Regions from separate parts of the Homo sapiens genome. Here region 1 is linked to region 2. Evidence: read pairs that join two places in POLR2A ChIA-PET (ENCODE). Cell type or tissue: K562. All regions are shown on one strand. Each heading gives the region's core, and the rest is flanking DNA. Links, peaks and the distances in the headings are about the cores only.

The links. ChIA-PET counts read pairs that join two places held together with the same protein. Peaks named below come from ENCODE experiments on the same cell type or tissue, not always from the same donor. Only the 100,000 strongest peaks of a DNase experiment are listed, where the experiment ranks them.
Region 1: POLR2A ChIA-PET joins it to region 2 with 5 read pairs; 4 of 35 experiments call an interaction of 5 or more read pairs at or near these places.

Annotation. Positions count from the first base shown.
Region 1 is chr1:151,104,398-151,111,073 of GRCh38, reverse strand. GABPB2 (GA binding protein transcription factor subunit beta 2) reads right to left here. Exons shown (of 9, transcript NM_144618.3): 7 at 3,852-4,037. Among named protein-coding and RNA genes, the nearest start is that of GABPB2, 37 kb to the right of the region's middle. In K562, for the core only: no CTCF peak of the experiment used is centred there; no DNase peak of the experiment used is centred there.
Region 2 is chr1:151,770,324-151,778,988 of GRCh38, reverse strand. TDRKH (tudor and KH domain containing) reads left to right here. Exons shown (of 13, transcript NM_001083965.2): 6 at 1-304; 7 at 2,390-2,550; 8 at 2,721-2,893; 9 at 3,105-3,169; 10 at 3,446-3,597; 11 at 3,823-3,924; 12 at 4,183-4,279; 13 at 4,485-5,495. The coding sequence ends at 4,537. OAZ3 (ornithine decarboxylase antizyme 3) reads right to left here. Exons shown (of 5, transcript NM_016178.2): 5 at 7,659-7,912. The coding sequence ends at 7,770. It also overlaps the pseudogene LOC100270670. Among named protein-coding and RNA genes, the nearest start is that of OAZ3, 8.0 kb to the right of the region's middle. RefSeq lists an enhancer at 8,528-8,665. In K562, for the core only: no CTCF peak of the experiment used is centred there; DNase peaks (open chromatin) are centred at 4,268 and 5,068.

The DNA of each region.
Region 1 (6,676 bases), core at 922-3,421, 670 kb after region 2:
TCCCGACCTCAAGCGCTCCTCCCGCCTCAGCCTCCCAAAGTGCTGGGATTACAGGTGTGAGCTACCATGTCTGGACAAAAATTTAAAAACAAAAACAAAAAAACAGAAGATTTACATAATCATTGGGTTTGGCAGATTTAAAAATTGGTTTGTATTTCTTTATAAACTCATCAACTGATGTCAGTGGAAAGCAGCTTAGATATATGTTGAGTAGAAATGGAAGTTTAGTCTGGGATTTAAATTTTTCTGCAGATAACTCATGAAATCTGTTTTCCTTCTTTGGGCCTTAAACATATTTGTAAAAAGTAGTATAGGCTGAGCACAGTGGCTCATGCCTGTAATCCTAGAACTTTAGGAAGCCAAGGTAGAAGGACTGCTTGAGCCCAGGAGTTTGAGGCCAGGCTGGGTAACATAGGAAGACCTTGTCTCTACGAAAAAGTAAAAAATTAGCTGGGTGTGGTGGCTTGCACCTGTGGTCCTAGCTACTTGGGACTTGAGGTGGGAGGACTGCTTGAGCCTAGGAGGTTGAGGTTGCAGGGAGCTGAGATTGCACCTCTAAATAAATAAATACATAAATTTAAAAAATAAAAATAAAAAAGTAGTATAGTTTATTTAGGTAAAACCTCAATTCTATTCTTTTTCTCCAAAACAACTCAGTTTTCATTTATTTATTTCCATTATAAGCAGAGTCTCTCACCTACCCAATGAGCCCTAAAAACTTAAAATGATAACTATGTTCACAAAAATATCAGCAATGCATAAATTAGAATTTATGATACCAAAGTTTGGATTATAATAAGTTTAATTCTTATCTTCCCATACTTTCTGATCCATCAGTTGAAATAATTAAAAAATTATAAATCCCAACACGGGCAACATAGTAAGACCCAGTCTGTACAAAAAATAAAAAAAGACCAGGGGTCGTGACTCACACCTGTAATCCCAGCACTTTGGGAGGCCAAGGCAGGCAGATCACTTGAGTTCAGGAGCTAGTGACCAGCCTGGCCAACATGGCGAAACCCTGTCTCTGCAAAAAAAAAAAAAAAAAAAAAAAAAAAAAAAAAAAAATTAGCTGGGCATGGTGGCACATGATTGTAATCCCATCTACTCCGGTGGCTGAGGCAGGAGAATCACTTGAACCCGGAAGGCGGAGACTGCAGTGTGCCGAGATCACGCCACTGCACTCCAGCCTGGGTGACAGACTGTGTCCCTGTCTAAAATTAAAAAAATAAAAAAATTAGCCAGGTGTGGTGGTGCATGCCTGTAGTCCCAGCTACTTGGGAGGCTGAGGTGAGAAGGTTGCTTGGGAAGTCGAGGCTGCAGTGCGCCATAATCATGCCACTGCATTCTAGCCTGGGCAACAAAGGGAGATCCTATCTCAAAAACAAAAACAAAACAAACAAAAAAAAACTATAGGCCGGGTGTGGTGGCTCACGCTTGTAATTCCAGCACTTTGGGAGGCCGAGGAGGGTGGATCACGAGGTCAGGAGTTCGAGACCAGGCTGACCAACATAGTGAAACCCCGTCTCTACTAAAAATACAAAAAAATTAGCCGGGCGTGGTGGCACACACCTGTAATCCCAGCTACTCAGGAGGCTGAGGCAGGAGAATCGCTTGAACCCAGGAGGTGGAGGTTGCAGTGAGCCGAGATTGTGCCACTGCACTCCAGCCTGGAGTGACAGAGCAAGATTCTGACTCAAAAAAAAAAATATATATATATATATATATATTTGTGTATATATATATATTTGTGTGTATATATATATATATATATAAATCCCCACAATCATTTAAGCCAAGTCAAAATTTTAGTGACATTAAGAAAGGAAATTATACCAGTACCCTTCGTTTCAACCTCCAATATACATTTTTATTTTTTAGAGACAATGTTTTGCTCTGTTGCCCAGGCTGGAGTGCAGTGGCATGATTATGGTAGCATACTGCGACCTTGAGCTCCTGGGCTCAACTGATCCTCCTGCCAAAACCTCCTGAGTAGTTGGGACTATAAGCACGTGCCATCAACCAGGCTATTTTTTAAAAAAATTGCGTAGAGATGAGGGGGTCTTGCTATGTTGCCCCAGCTGATTTGGAACTCTTGGTCTCAAGCAATCCTCCTGCCTTGGTCTCCCAAAGTGCTAGGATTACAGGATTACATATGTAAGCCATTGTGCCTGGCCAACCTCCAGTATTTTTAAGGCATGGAGTTGTAATGATGGGCTTCCTCTTTTCAAAAAATTTTAACTATGTCTTTTTTGAATAACTGATACATTAAATGATTAAAAACATCAAGACTATAAAAGCATATACATTGAAAAGCCTCCCACTCATCCTTAGTACCCAATTGCCCTCCCTGGAAGCAACTAATGTAATGCCTCAGTATACTAATGTATAGCCTCAGTCTGAATATAGCTGGGCATGGTGGCGTGGAACTGTAGCCCCAGCTTCTCAGGTGGCTGAGGCGGGAGGATAGCTTGAGCCCAGGAGGTCGAGGCTGCAGTGACCCATGATTGCACCACCGCACACAAGCCTGGGTGACAGAACAAGACCCAGTTACACACACAAAAAAGAAAAAAGAACTGTTTAACCAAAAGGTACACAACATCACTGGGTGTGATGACTCATACCTATAATCCCAGCACTCTGGGAGGCTTAGGCGGGAGGATCACTTGAGGTCTGGAGTTCAAGACCAGCCTGGCTAACATGGTAAAACCCTGTCTCTACTAAAAATACACAAAAATTAACTGGGCGTGTTGGTGTGCGCCTATAGTCCCAGCTACTCAGGAGGCTGAGGCACAAGAATTACTTGAACCAGGGAGCTGGAGGTTGCAGTGAGCCAAGATCCTGCCACTGCGCTCCAGCCTGGGCAACAAAGAGGAACTCCATCTCAAACAAACAAGCAAACAAAAAAACCCAAAGGTACATCTTTATGTACATCTTTAATACCTACAGATATTACCAATATCCTTTTTAGAGGATCCATTAATGTGCACTCTCACAAGTGATTTATAAGAGTGCTTGTTTCCCTATACCTTTAACAACATAGTGTTATAATGGTATGTCAGTACAGTATTTGCACTTCTCGTTATGAATGAAGTAGGTCGAAAATATTTTCTTTTTCTTTCTTTCCTTTTTTTTTTTAAAGACAGAGTCTCACTCTGTCATCCAGGCTGGTGTGCAGTAGCACAATCACGGCTCAGTACAGCCTCAACCTCCTGGGCTCAAGTGATCCTCCACTTCAGCCTCCTGAGTAGCTGGGACTATAGGCGTGCGCCACCATGCCTGGCTAATTTTTGTATTTTTAGTAGAGATGGGGTTTTGCTATTTTGGCCAGGCTGGTCTTGAACTCCTGCTCTCAAGTGATCCTCCTGCGTCAGCCTCCCAAAGTGCTGGGATTACAGCCGTGAGCCGCCTCACCCAGCTATTTTCATATTTTTAAGAGCCATCAGGGCCGGGCGCGGTGAACCCGGGTGCGTGAACCCAGGAGGCGGAGCCTGCAGTGAGCTGAGATTGCACCACTGCACTCCAGCCTGGGTGAGAGAGTGAGAATCCCTTCTGAAGAAAAAAAAAAAAAAAGAGCCATCAGTACATTTTTTTTCTGTGAACTATTGGTTCATATTATTTGTTATTTTTTCCACCAGATCAACTGGTTTTTACTACAGATTTTATACATATTAGGCAATTAGCTTTTGCCAGTCTGGTTCCGTTTCTTTTTCTTTTTCAGAGCTTCTTTGCCCCAACTTGCATCTGGCAATCTCCCACTTCCACTATTTGTCTTAATGCCTCATTTTTAGGTGAGTATGGAGTATCTAAAATATCTTTTAATAAACAATTGTCTACAAGAGATAACTCACCTTGCTGTCCATCTTGCACAGTTACAATAAATGGCTGGCCAATGCCTCCAGTAGGGATTGAAGTTTGGATATTACCCAGAGGGACTCCATCAGTCACTATGGTGATGACCCTCTGGCCTCCACTCCCCATTACTTGCTGGATTGATGAGTCAACGGAATTTCCTTCTATAATTTCCTCTGTATTGGCTAGAGATGACAAAAGCAAATTTAAAATTTCAGCTTTTTAAAAACATAGGAGTATAGCAATTTCAACCTCCTTGAACCTGACAACATTCAGGGAGAGGAACATTTGAAAAAAAAAAGTGAGATTCAACAGTTCGCAAAAGGTTTTGTGAACAATGCTAAGTCAGAGGAGAAAAGAAAACAGAATGCATTAGAACAGTATTTTGTAAAATGTGTTCACTGAGGTATTAATAACTTTCACTAAAGATGGATTCTATGTATAAATACGTTTTCAAAATTCTGGTTTAAACATGCTTAAACTTTTTTGTTTTGTAGGAGTATCAGAGACTTCAATAGGCTAATAAACATTGTGATTTTCCAACAGGGTGTGATTCTCCAACAGAGTATAAGATACTCTGTTTCGGCTGGGCACAGTGGCTCACGCCTGTAATCTCAGCACTTTGGGAGGCCAAGATGGGCGAATCACTTGAGGCCAGGAGTTAGAGACCAGCCTGGCCAACATGGCAAAACACTGTCTCTACTAAAAGTACAAAAATTAGTCAGGCATGGTGGCACGTGCCTGTAGTTCCAGCTACTTTGGAGGCTGAGGCACGAGAATCGCTTGAGCCTGGGAGGCAGAGGTTGCAGTGAGTCGAGATGGAGCCACTGCACTCCAGCCTGAGCGACAGAGCGAGACTCTGTCTCAAAAAACAAACAAAAAAACCAGATATGCTGTTTCCCCAACATATTTGATATTGGAACCCTTTTTTTTTCAGAAAGTATCTTGAAAGTCTAAAATGGCTGGGCACGGTGGCTCACGCCTGTAATCCCAGCACTTTGGGAGGCCGAGGTGGGCAGATCACCTGAGGTCAGGGGTTCGAGACCAGCCTGGCCAACATGGTGAAACCCCATCTCTACTAAAAATACAAAAATTAGCTGGGCGTGTTGGTGGGCGCCTGTAATCCCAGCTACTTGGAAGGCTGAGGCAGGGGAATTGCTTGAACCTGGGAGGCGGAGGTTGCAGTGAGCAAAGATCACGCCATTGCACTCCAGCCTGGGTGACAAGAGCGAGATTCCATCTCAAAAAAAAAAAAAATCTAAAATAACCATAAATTACAGTAGATCATTTCTATAAGAAAACAGGGATATTTAATAGTGAATTCACAGAATAATATGTGAAGTAGTCAAAATATTGAAGTTTGATAGACAAAAATGTTAGATGGCTTTTTTCCTCTGATAAATCAAGAATAATAGCTGGCTGGGTATGGTGGCTCACGCCCATAATCCCAGCACTTTGGGAGGCCACGGCAGGAGGACTGCTTGAGGCTGGGAGTTGAAGACCAGACTGAGCAGTGAGACCATCCCCCCAAATTTGAAAAATTAATTGAGCGTGGTGGCATGCACCTTTAGTCCTAGCTACTCAGGAGGCTGATGTGGGAGGATCACTTGAGCCCAGAAGTTGAAGCTGCAGTGAGCTCTGATTGTGCCACTGCACTCCAGCCTGGGTGACAGAATAACAGAATAAGATCCTGTCTGTATCAAAAGAAACCCCAAACATATATATATATACATATATGTTTATATTAAATGTATATCAAATATATATACATTTGTATATATATTTGATATATATATTTGTATATATATTTGATATACATTTGATATATACATATATATACACACATATATATATAAAATAGCCAACGCTTATGTGCCAGGTACCATTCTATGAGTGTTATGTGTATTATGTTGAATCGAGATTTTCAGTTTGATTAGTCAATATCCCAATAAACTAAGCACTATTAGAGGAAATAATTCCTACCACTATGGAATGTCTCTATCTAAAGTGTCACAGGGCCAGGCGCGGTGGCTCACACCTGTAATCCCAGCACTTTGGAAGGCCGAGGTGGGCGGATCACTGAGGTCAGTAGTTTGAGACCAGCCTGGCCAACATGGCAAAACCTCATCTCTACTAAAAATACAAAATTTAGCTGGGCATGGTGGTGGGCGCCTGTAATCCCAGCTACTTGGGAGGCTGAGGCAGGAGAATTGTGCTTGAACCCCAGAGGTGGAGATTGCAGTAAGCTGAGATCATGCCACTGCATCCCAGCCTGGGTGACAGAGTGAGACTCTGTCTCAAGAAGGAAAGAAAGAAAGAGAGAAAGAGAGAAAGAGAGAGAGAGAGAGGGAGGGAGGGAAGGAGAAAGAAAGAAAGAAAGAGAGAGAAGAGAAAGAAAGAAAGAAAGGAAAGAAAGAAAAGAAAGAAAGAAAGAAAGAAAGAAAGAGAGAAAGAAAGAAAGAGTCACAGATAGAACTTTGCAGTAATAAGTGGGGTATCAACCATCCATATGCAACACATCTAGGTAGTTCAATGGAAATAAAGGATTCACACCTCTTAGAAACAAAGAACAGTTAAATATTAAAGCTGAAAGGTCCTGGATAGATAACCTAATCCAACCATCATGCCAAAGATGAGAAAACTAGAACCTGGAGAAGTGATTTATCCAAGATCAAAGAGCAAAGCAAAAGAATAGCAAGGACAAGTTTAATACACTGCTTTTCCCTTTGCTATGTTGTTCCCTCATATACATCTGAGTAGAGATCTTTATGATTACACCCATTCAGAAAAATAGGATTGGAATTGGAAGAATGTTCTTACCACC
Region 2 (8,665 bases), core at 3,274-5,773:
GTTTCAGAAGATGAAGAACTTCGGAAGAGAATTGCTCATTCTGCAGAAACCAGGGTCCCACGCAAACAGCCAATCAGTGTGAGAAGAGAAGACATGACAGAGCCAGGTGGAGCTGGAGAGCCAGCATTATGGAAAAACACCAGTTCTAGCATGGAGCCGACTGCACCCCTGGTGACTCCTCCACCCAAAGGAGGAGGCGACATGGCTGTGGTAGTGTCAAAGGAAGGTTCCTGGGAGAAACCTAGTGATGACAGCTTTCAGAAGTCTGAAGCCCAGGCCATCCCAGAGATGCCCATGTTTGAAAGTATGTAACAAAGAGGGAGCCCATTAATCATTGAAGATAGAAATACTGGCTTAGATATTGGAGAGATTAGAAGGAATGCCTTCTCAGTCTGAGCAGCCAGTATAATATGGCTGGGGTCAGGACAGAAGATTCGGTAAGATATTTTGAAGATGGGATGGAGGTAGAATCCACACCAACAGTTGCTGGACAGTTTGAGGGTGCAGATGTTGATCACTGAAAATGATTTATGCAGGTATAAGATTCTGCTCCTAATTGTAGGAGAGAACTTGGTGCCTCTTCCACTCTGAAGCAAAGTTGATGAAAGTCTTCTTCCTTTTCCAAAACCCAACCTGAACTACTTCTTTCTTGAGACAGACTATATTGAGACAAGTTGTTACCAGCAAAAGATAGATACATGACCTTTATTAACAAAAATGAATTAACCAAGAGGATATTTGTAGTTTATTATTTACCCCAAACTTTCTGTGTCTGGGTACCCTCTGAGTAGGCCTATAATTCCTGCCTTCACTGTATGCATTTTATGTAAGCTAGCAGACCTATGTGGTGAGAATGCACAGGAGCTTGGAGGTATAAATAGACAGGGTGGGAAAGAGAGAGCTCCTTTCGCCATGTTTTACCAGCCCGCTCTGTTATAACCTCTTAGGTTATATTCTTTAATTTCCAACCTTTTAGGTTAGTTTCTGTAACAGAACAAATGAGTCTGGGATAAAGTCCTCAAAGTACTTCAAATGGTAATTGTTTTGTTTTTGTAACGGCTTAACAAATAACCTAGGTTTTCTGTTTAAAAAAAAAAGAAATACTGGCTTAGGGCATGGTGGCGCAACCTGTGGTTCCAACTACTTGGGAGGCTGAAATGGGAGAATCACATGAGCCCAGGAAGTCGAGGCTACAGTGAGCTGGGATTGCACCGTTGCACTCCAGCCTGGGTGACAGTGAGATCCTGTCTCAAAAAAAAAAAAAAAAAATTAACTATTTTTTTAAAAAGAAATACTGGCTTAGATTACCCAAAATAGGAAGCAATAAAAAGTCTTTTTTCATGAATACACTTATGTCTATCATCACAGATATTCCTTACTGGTAATAATATTTTACTTGAATTAATACTAAACATAAATATTTTTCTAAATATAAAACAGCTGATGGAAATGGCAAAATAATGCTGACACAGGAAACAAATGAGTAATACATCAAATAATTGGATTTACATGATATTGTTCCTCTAGACATACTTTTTTTTTTGAGACAGAGTCTTCCTCTGTCTCCCAGGCTGGAGTGCAATGGTGCATTCTCGGCTCACTGCAACCTCCGCCTCCCAGGTTCGAGTGATTCTCATGCCTCAGCCTCCCGAGTAGATGAGACCACAGGTGCACACCACCACATCCGACTGATTTTTGTATTTTTTAGTAGAGATGGGGTTTCACCATGTTGGACAGGCTGGACTCGAACTCCTGGCCTCAAATGATCCACCCACCTTGGCCTCCCAAAGTGCTGGGATTACAGGCATGAGCCACCATGCCCAGCCTAGACATACTTTATCAACAAGTAAAATTCTCAGCCAGATTTTATATTGCCTTTTTCATTACTGTTTTTAAAAATCATCACTATTGAAAAGGCTGTGAGCTTTCTCTTCTGTACATAGGTTTTGGCGTGGGCAAAGAGGACCTGGATTCCCAAGAAGCTCACAGACTTGTCCAGGGTCATGTAAAGAGTCAGTGGTAGAATGGGATCTGGAACAGGTCCATGTCCGTCACTGTCCATGTAAAGATTGCTGTCCATATACCTTTTTACTGATCCATGCTGTAGCTAGCATATGGAGGTTTACCTTCTGTATAATTGGTGACCGATTTGACTATGTAGCACATGACAAAGAATGTAAGCTGTTATTACTCAGTTACATGGAAAGGTACAAAGGATAGCTTAGTATCTTTCTTTAGGATATTCTTGTTTGATTCATCCAGTTGCCTCTCCTGCCATTTTAAAATGGTAACAGCCATTGGTATTTGTACCTCTCACTACCCTGGTTAGTCTCTTCATTCCAACCAGAGATGGGTCTGATGTGGCCACCATCCTTATCTCTGTGTTCAGTCCCCAGTCCTGACTTCAGTTTTCATGCTGATGAGTACCTAGAAGTCTACGTTTCTGCTTCTGAGCACCCTAACCACTTCTGGATCCAGATCGTTGGCTCCCGCAGCCTGCAATTGGATAAGCTTGTCAATGAGATGACCCAGCACTATGAGAATAGTGTGGTGAGTTGCCATAGGGACAGGGCTGGGGTTTAATGAAAAGAAGGCATATCTTTTTCATTGTACTCTTCCTTTCCCTGTGGAGCAACTACTTTTCTTTCTTCCTCCTGCAATTCTGTTTATGAGCCTACCACTTTGTAACTCTCTGCCTTTCTCCTCCTCCCCACATACAGCCTGAAGACTTGACTGTGCATGTAGGAGACATTGTAGCAGCACCTTTACCTACAAATGGTTCCTGGTATCGAGCCCGGGTCCTCGGCACCTTGGAGAATGGGAACTTGGACCTCTATTTTGTTGACTTTGGAGATAATGGAGATTGCCCACTGAAGGACCTCAGGGCTCTCAGGTCAGTGCTGAGGTCAGCTCAATCCCAACTGCTGACTCAGTTCTGGCCATAGGGTGGTGAGCTGTTGGCAGTTGTCAGGGGGATTTGGAAGGGAACCTGTTTACAGAGAGCAGATGGTTATCGTCTCATGTTAGTTGGTTCTTTCTGAAAGCAGCAATGTAAGAAGATGTTTTTGGCCCCAGGATTCTAATTTTAGTTTCTTTTACTTCAGGAGTGACTTCCTAAGCCTTCCATTTCAAGCAATAGAATGTAGTCTGGCACGGATTGCTCCCTCAGGTAAATTGGTCATGCCATCTATTGAGCTTACCTCCAAATAGAATAACTTCATACAGTTCATTGGAAGGAATTCTCACATTCCCAGGCTTTTTGAATTCTGGGGACTCAGGTGCCTTTTCCTCACCAGCACTAGCAGCAGCCAGAAACTTGCCTGGCAGACCCAACCCAACCAGAGAAGACACAGGTGCCTTCCTGAGTAGAAAAGGGTAGTTCCAACTTCCCTCCAGGGTATAAGCCCCACCCCTATCAGCAGTAACCCCTACAATCTTTTGCCAGGTGACCAGTGGGAAGAGGAAGCTTTGGATGAGTTTGATAGACTCACTCATTGTGCTGACTGGAAGCCTCTGGTAGCCAAGATCTCTAGCTATGTCCAGACTGGGATCTCAACTTGGCCAAAGATCTACTTATATGATACTAGCAATGGGAAGGTAAGACTGGCATTCACTCACTGCTTGCCATATCTTCAGTATATTTATAGCCTAATTTACTTTTTCTTCCTCAGAAACCCTTATCTGATATTACTCTTACTGTAAGATCCTTCTCACCATCTCACCAAAGGAATGTCTTTAAAGTATCAGTCCTTCTGCCTTGTTTCCTCAAATTTGCCCTTGCTTACTGAGAGAACATCATTCCCTTTTCATTTTTCTTCTCAGAAACTTGATATTGGGCTAGAATTAGTACACAAAGGATACGCAATTGAGCTTCCTGAAGACATAGAAGAAAACAGAGCTGTCCCAGACATGTTGAAGGACATGGTGAGCTATTGTAGTTATATAGGGTGCTGCTTCCAGGCAAATCTAGCACATAGACACTAAGGGCTTCTAGTCCTGATACTGTGTTAGCTTTCCTAAGGACTTTGAGCTCCTCCAGTAGTTGACCAAAGGAGCATTTTGTCCCTCTTGGTAGCCAAATGCAACTGCCTTAACCAGGTCCTATGAGAAGAATGAAAGGGTGGCCTCTTTTTTCCTAAAAGCCAACATGTTCCTCCTTTTTTCCTGTTTTCATCCACTCAGGCCACAGAAACAGATGCCTCTCTCAGCACGTTGCTCACTGAGACCAAAAAGAGCTCTGGAGAGATAACACATACCCTGTCCTGCCTCAGCTTATCAGGTACAAGCAGTATTTCCTCCCTAGAGCATCTTTGGAGATTAACTTTTCTCATTCAGTCTTTCCAGAGTAGGGAGGTTAATTGAAGGCTTGGTTCCTAGTCAGGTCATTGAGTACCAAGAGGTCCATTTTTCTTTTGAGCCTCGCTGGCATTGCCTGCTAGAATAGGGCAGTGTCTAACTTTCTCCTTCTTATTTATCTTCAATAGAAGCTGCTTCCATGTCTGGTGATGATAACCTTGAAGATGACTACTTACTCTGAAGTCTGGGCTTCAGTTTGCTCAGCCATCTGCTTTGCTGTGTGAGTGCAGCTATCATCTATCTGTAGCAACAGGAAAGTAATGAGGGCGACAGTGGGGCACTTGCTTTGATTCCCTCTTTCCCATGCCCTGTCTTAATATACTTCTCTGCAGCTGCTTTCCTGCAGCTTAACTTGCTCTCAGATTGAGCACTTTCAAGCTTTTTGTGTATTTCTGTCTTTGGCAGGATTTGGCATAGGAATTGGTGCATGGAGGAGAGGAGTGTATGATAAAGGATCCATGCAGTCCTTCCTTTATTACACATATAGTCTGGCTTGCTGTGGACCAAATTAATATTCTCCTCCCATCAGACTACAAAAAAATTGGACTACCACGCTACAAGTGTGTCTCCCCCATTCCACCTCCGGATCCCTCCCCAACCCTCCAGTGTTTGAATACTGCTGTGTTACTTCCAGGCCGTTCAACGTCAGGCTCAGTCCCCTCTACCAGTCATGATTCACATTACTACTAGGCTGTATCCTTTTTGAGGCTGGGAAACAGTCAGGCTTTCGTCATTGGAAGTGATTCTGCAGACTTCTGACTCACCTTATCAGGTGACTCTGGTTAAGGAAAGCTTTTGAGTGGTGAACTCAAAGACTCCAGTTGAATCAGGAGGCAAAGGCAAAAATTAGCATAATTATATTTAAAAGCCTCAGGAAGTGGGAAGAGAATACTGCCTCCCAGCCTCAATTGCTGATATGTTATTGGAGACAGGCTTTTGAAACTGCTCCAGCTATTTCTCTGTAACCTTTAGTTAAAATATAAGTAGAAAGGAGACAGGAGGCTCAGGAAATTTTCTAAATTGCTAGTATAATATCTATATGTATACACACATATACACCCGTGGAGAGAGAGGAAGAGTATACAGTCCTGTTTGAATCATTTGGAGGATTTTTTTGCTGAATAAAGTTCTCAAGAAAATTTTCTAAAACCAAATTCTGATTGAATCACAAGGTGGAAGCAGGCTGTGAGCCTAAATCTGGTGAAAACTGCCAACTGCCTCACAGAAAGGATCACATCTATGAAACAAGTGTCCCTCCCATATACACATTCATATTCTTTCTCTAAAGTCACTTCAGAAATAACCATTCACTGGCTGGGCACGGTAGCTCACACCTGTAATCCCAGCGCTTTGGGAGGCTAAGGCAGGCAGATTACTTGAGGCCAACATGGTGAAACCCTGTCTCTACTAAAAATACAAAAAATTAGCCAGGCATGGTGGCATGCACCTGTTGTCCCAGCTGCGTGGGAGGCTGAGGCAGGAGAATTGCTTGAACCTGGGAGGTGGAGGTTGCAGTGAGCTGAGATCATGCCACTGCACTCCAGCCTGGGTGACAGAGAGAGACTCTGTCTCAAAAAAATACAAAAATACAAAATACAAAAATTAGCTGGGCGTGGTGGCAGGCACCTGTAATCCCAGCTATTTGGGAGGCTGAGGCACAAGAATCACTTGAACCTGGGAAGCGGAGGTTGCAGTGAACCCAGATTGCACCACCACACAACCTTGTCTCATAAAAAAAAATTCACTAGGAACCAGAACCAATTTAGGTTTAGGCTGTGTGAGTAAGACCCCACCTATACTATTCAAAAGAAAAGGCCCAGATTAAGATTCTAGAAACCTGGATTCTAGGAGCAGCTCTGGTAAGTAGCTCATGTAGTCTTGGAGGAATCTTTAAGGAGTAGATCTCCACTGTAAACTTTTTGCAAAATTTTAACGTGTTTCCTTATAGCATCTTTCTGACAGTACTGTGAGGCTCAAATGCGAGGCTTGAAGTACTTGAGGTGCTTGAAAGTAAATATAAATGTATAGTAATGTGGATGGTAGAAAAATGGCAAGTGAATTTTTTTTAAGGATAAAGCAAGATAAACTAGAAAATTTAAAACTAGCACATAAGGATGCCTTACACAGGTCTTTTTTTTAAATTTAGGGATTAGTAACGTCTACCTCTATACTACATGGCAACTATATTTTCTCACAACCACAATTCTCAAAATTTATTTTCTCAGAAAAATCTCAGTATTAGCCAGGCACCGGTGGCTCACACCTATAATCCCAACACTTTGGGAGGCCGAGGCGGGCAGATTGCTTGAGCTCAGGAGTTCGAGACCAGCCTGGCACCATGCTGAAACCCGTAAATACAAAAAAATTAGCCAGGCATGGTGGTGTGTGCCTGTGGTCCTAGCTACTTGAGAGGCTGAGGTGGGAGGATCGCTTGAGCCCAGGGAAGCAGAGGGTGCAGTGAGTGAGCCAAGATTGCACCACTCCACTCCAGCCTGTGTGACACAGCAAGATGCTGTCTCCAAAAAAAGAAAAGAAAAATCTCAGTCCCAATTAGCAGAAAGGCTCTAGTGAAGGAACAGTTCTGGTGAGTAGTTCAGGTACTCTTGGAGGAATCTTTAAGGAGCTTCCATTTATTTGATGTTTCAGATGTTGCCTGCAATGAACTCGCTGAAGCATGCTCAGCCCTGGAACTGGTGCTACCAGAGTTCCGTAGGGAACCTTTACTCTTTAGAGGTTCCCTGATATAAATCATTCATAAGACTTCCTACCCTGGAAAATGAGTAATGTCTCATTCTTACCTGCAGTTTGTTACTATGTATAAAAGTCTTTTTCTTTAATATGCCTTTAAGTCTTACCTGTTTACAGCCCATTCTGATGGGTTCTTTGTCATTCTGTTAGTATAACCCAGTACTTTTCCTGCTGCCTGGAATGCCCTCTTCTATGTTACCTATTCTGTCCGTTGAGATCCCCCAACTTGGGCCAAAGCCAAGAGATCTATGTGCCTTCTCTGGTTTTCTCCACATCTATAGCACCTCAACTGAAATATATGGATAAAAACAGCCTAACAAAGCTCAGTCTTTCTGAACTAGGAAGTTCACTGATTAGTGCTCAGTAAATGGTTAGAATAAATGGGGAAATAGTTTGGGGCATGGAGGAAGGCAAAGGGAACCAAAAATCCTTAGGTACTTTCCTCCGTAGTTCAGGTCCCTGTGATCTTTTCAGTGAATTTAGCTCTGTTAAGGTGTATATCCCACTCCAGTCAACCCTATTACCCACCCCCCCAAGAAACCGTGAACACTTGATGATTGCACTACCCTTTATTCCTAGGATGGAAAGTGTCCTGAATCACATCCCGGGCCCCTGATTCCATGTGTCAAGGCTTCCAGCCCCTCAAAGCGTTGGAATAAGCATGTTCAAGGAGGCTCACTGGGCAGGTGGCCAACATCCCTTTCAAGGGGATACACCATAAAGATGACATTGTCCAAGGGAGGGAGGGCAGGGTGATCTGGTCTGACCACCTCAAAGCCCATGTAGCTGAAGGCCCGCAGCAGGGCACCTGTGAAAGGATAGAACAAATGATTAGAACATGCTTTAAAACTCAATACATGTATGCCCCCAGATTTGATTTCTTCCACTAGGGAGTGGCCCTGGGAAGCAGTGTAGTGCAGGCATATAGGATGTGCTTTAGTCCAACAGACCTAGGCTCTAACTCTGGTTTTAACACTTGTTCTGTGAGTTAGTCCTGCAGAACTTCAGTTTCCATCTATAGAATTTTCCATTTATAAATCATAGAACCTTCCTCCTCACAGAATTTAAGATGAAATGAGATGTTCATGAAGTGCTTAACACTAGAGATTAGTGAGGTCTACCTATATACTAATACAATGATGACATAGTAAGCTCTGAAATAGTATCTATCACTTATGAATGGTTATTCACCATCCCTTATATCCAACAGAGTTTGAGCTCCTTGAGGCAAGAGGCTATAGTTTCTGTAACATATGCTCCAGGCATCCGGTTAAATATGTCCCCGTTCCCTTGGCCTTATGTCTGACCCTTTCACATTGTAGGTGCTCCATATGTTTGAGATCCATTTTGTCCTGCTGGCCACATCCCTTGAATGGATTCTGTGTAATTTCACCAGTGCTCCTTCAGTCTGGCCCCTAACACCACCTGCAGGGGCTTCCTCAGAGTCCAGTTGTAACTTGATGGAACAAGTTACAACTTCCCACCTTCGTGGTAGGTGGGAAGAAAAGAATCCCTGAAATGCCTGAGGGTGCATTTTTAAAGACAGGGGAAGAGGGTCTCC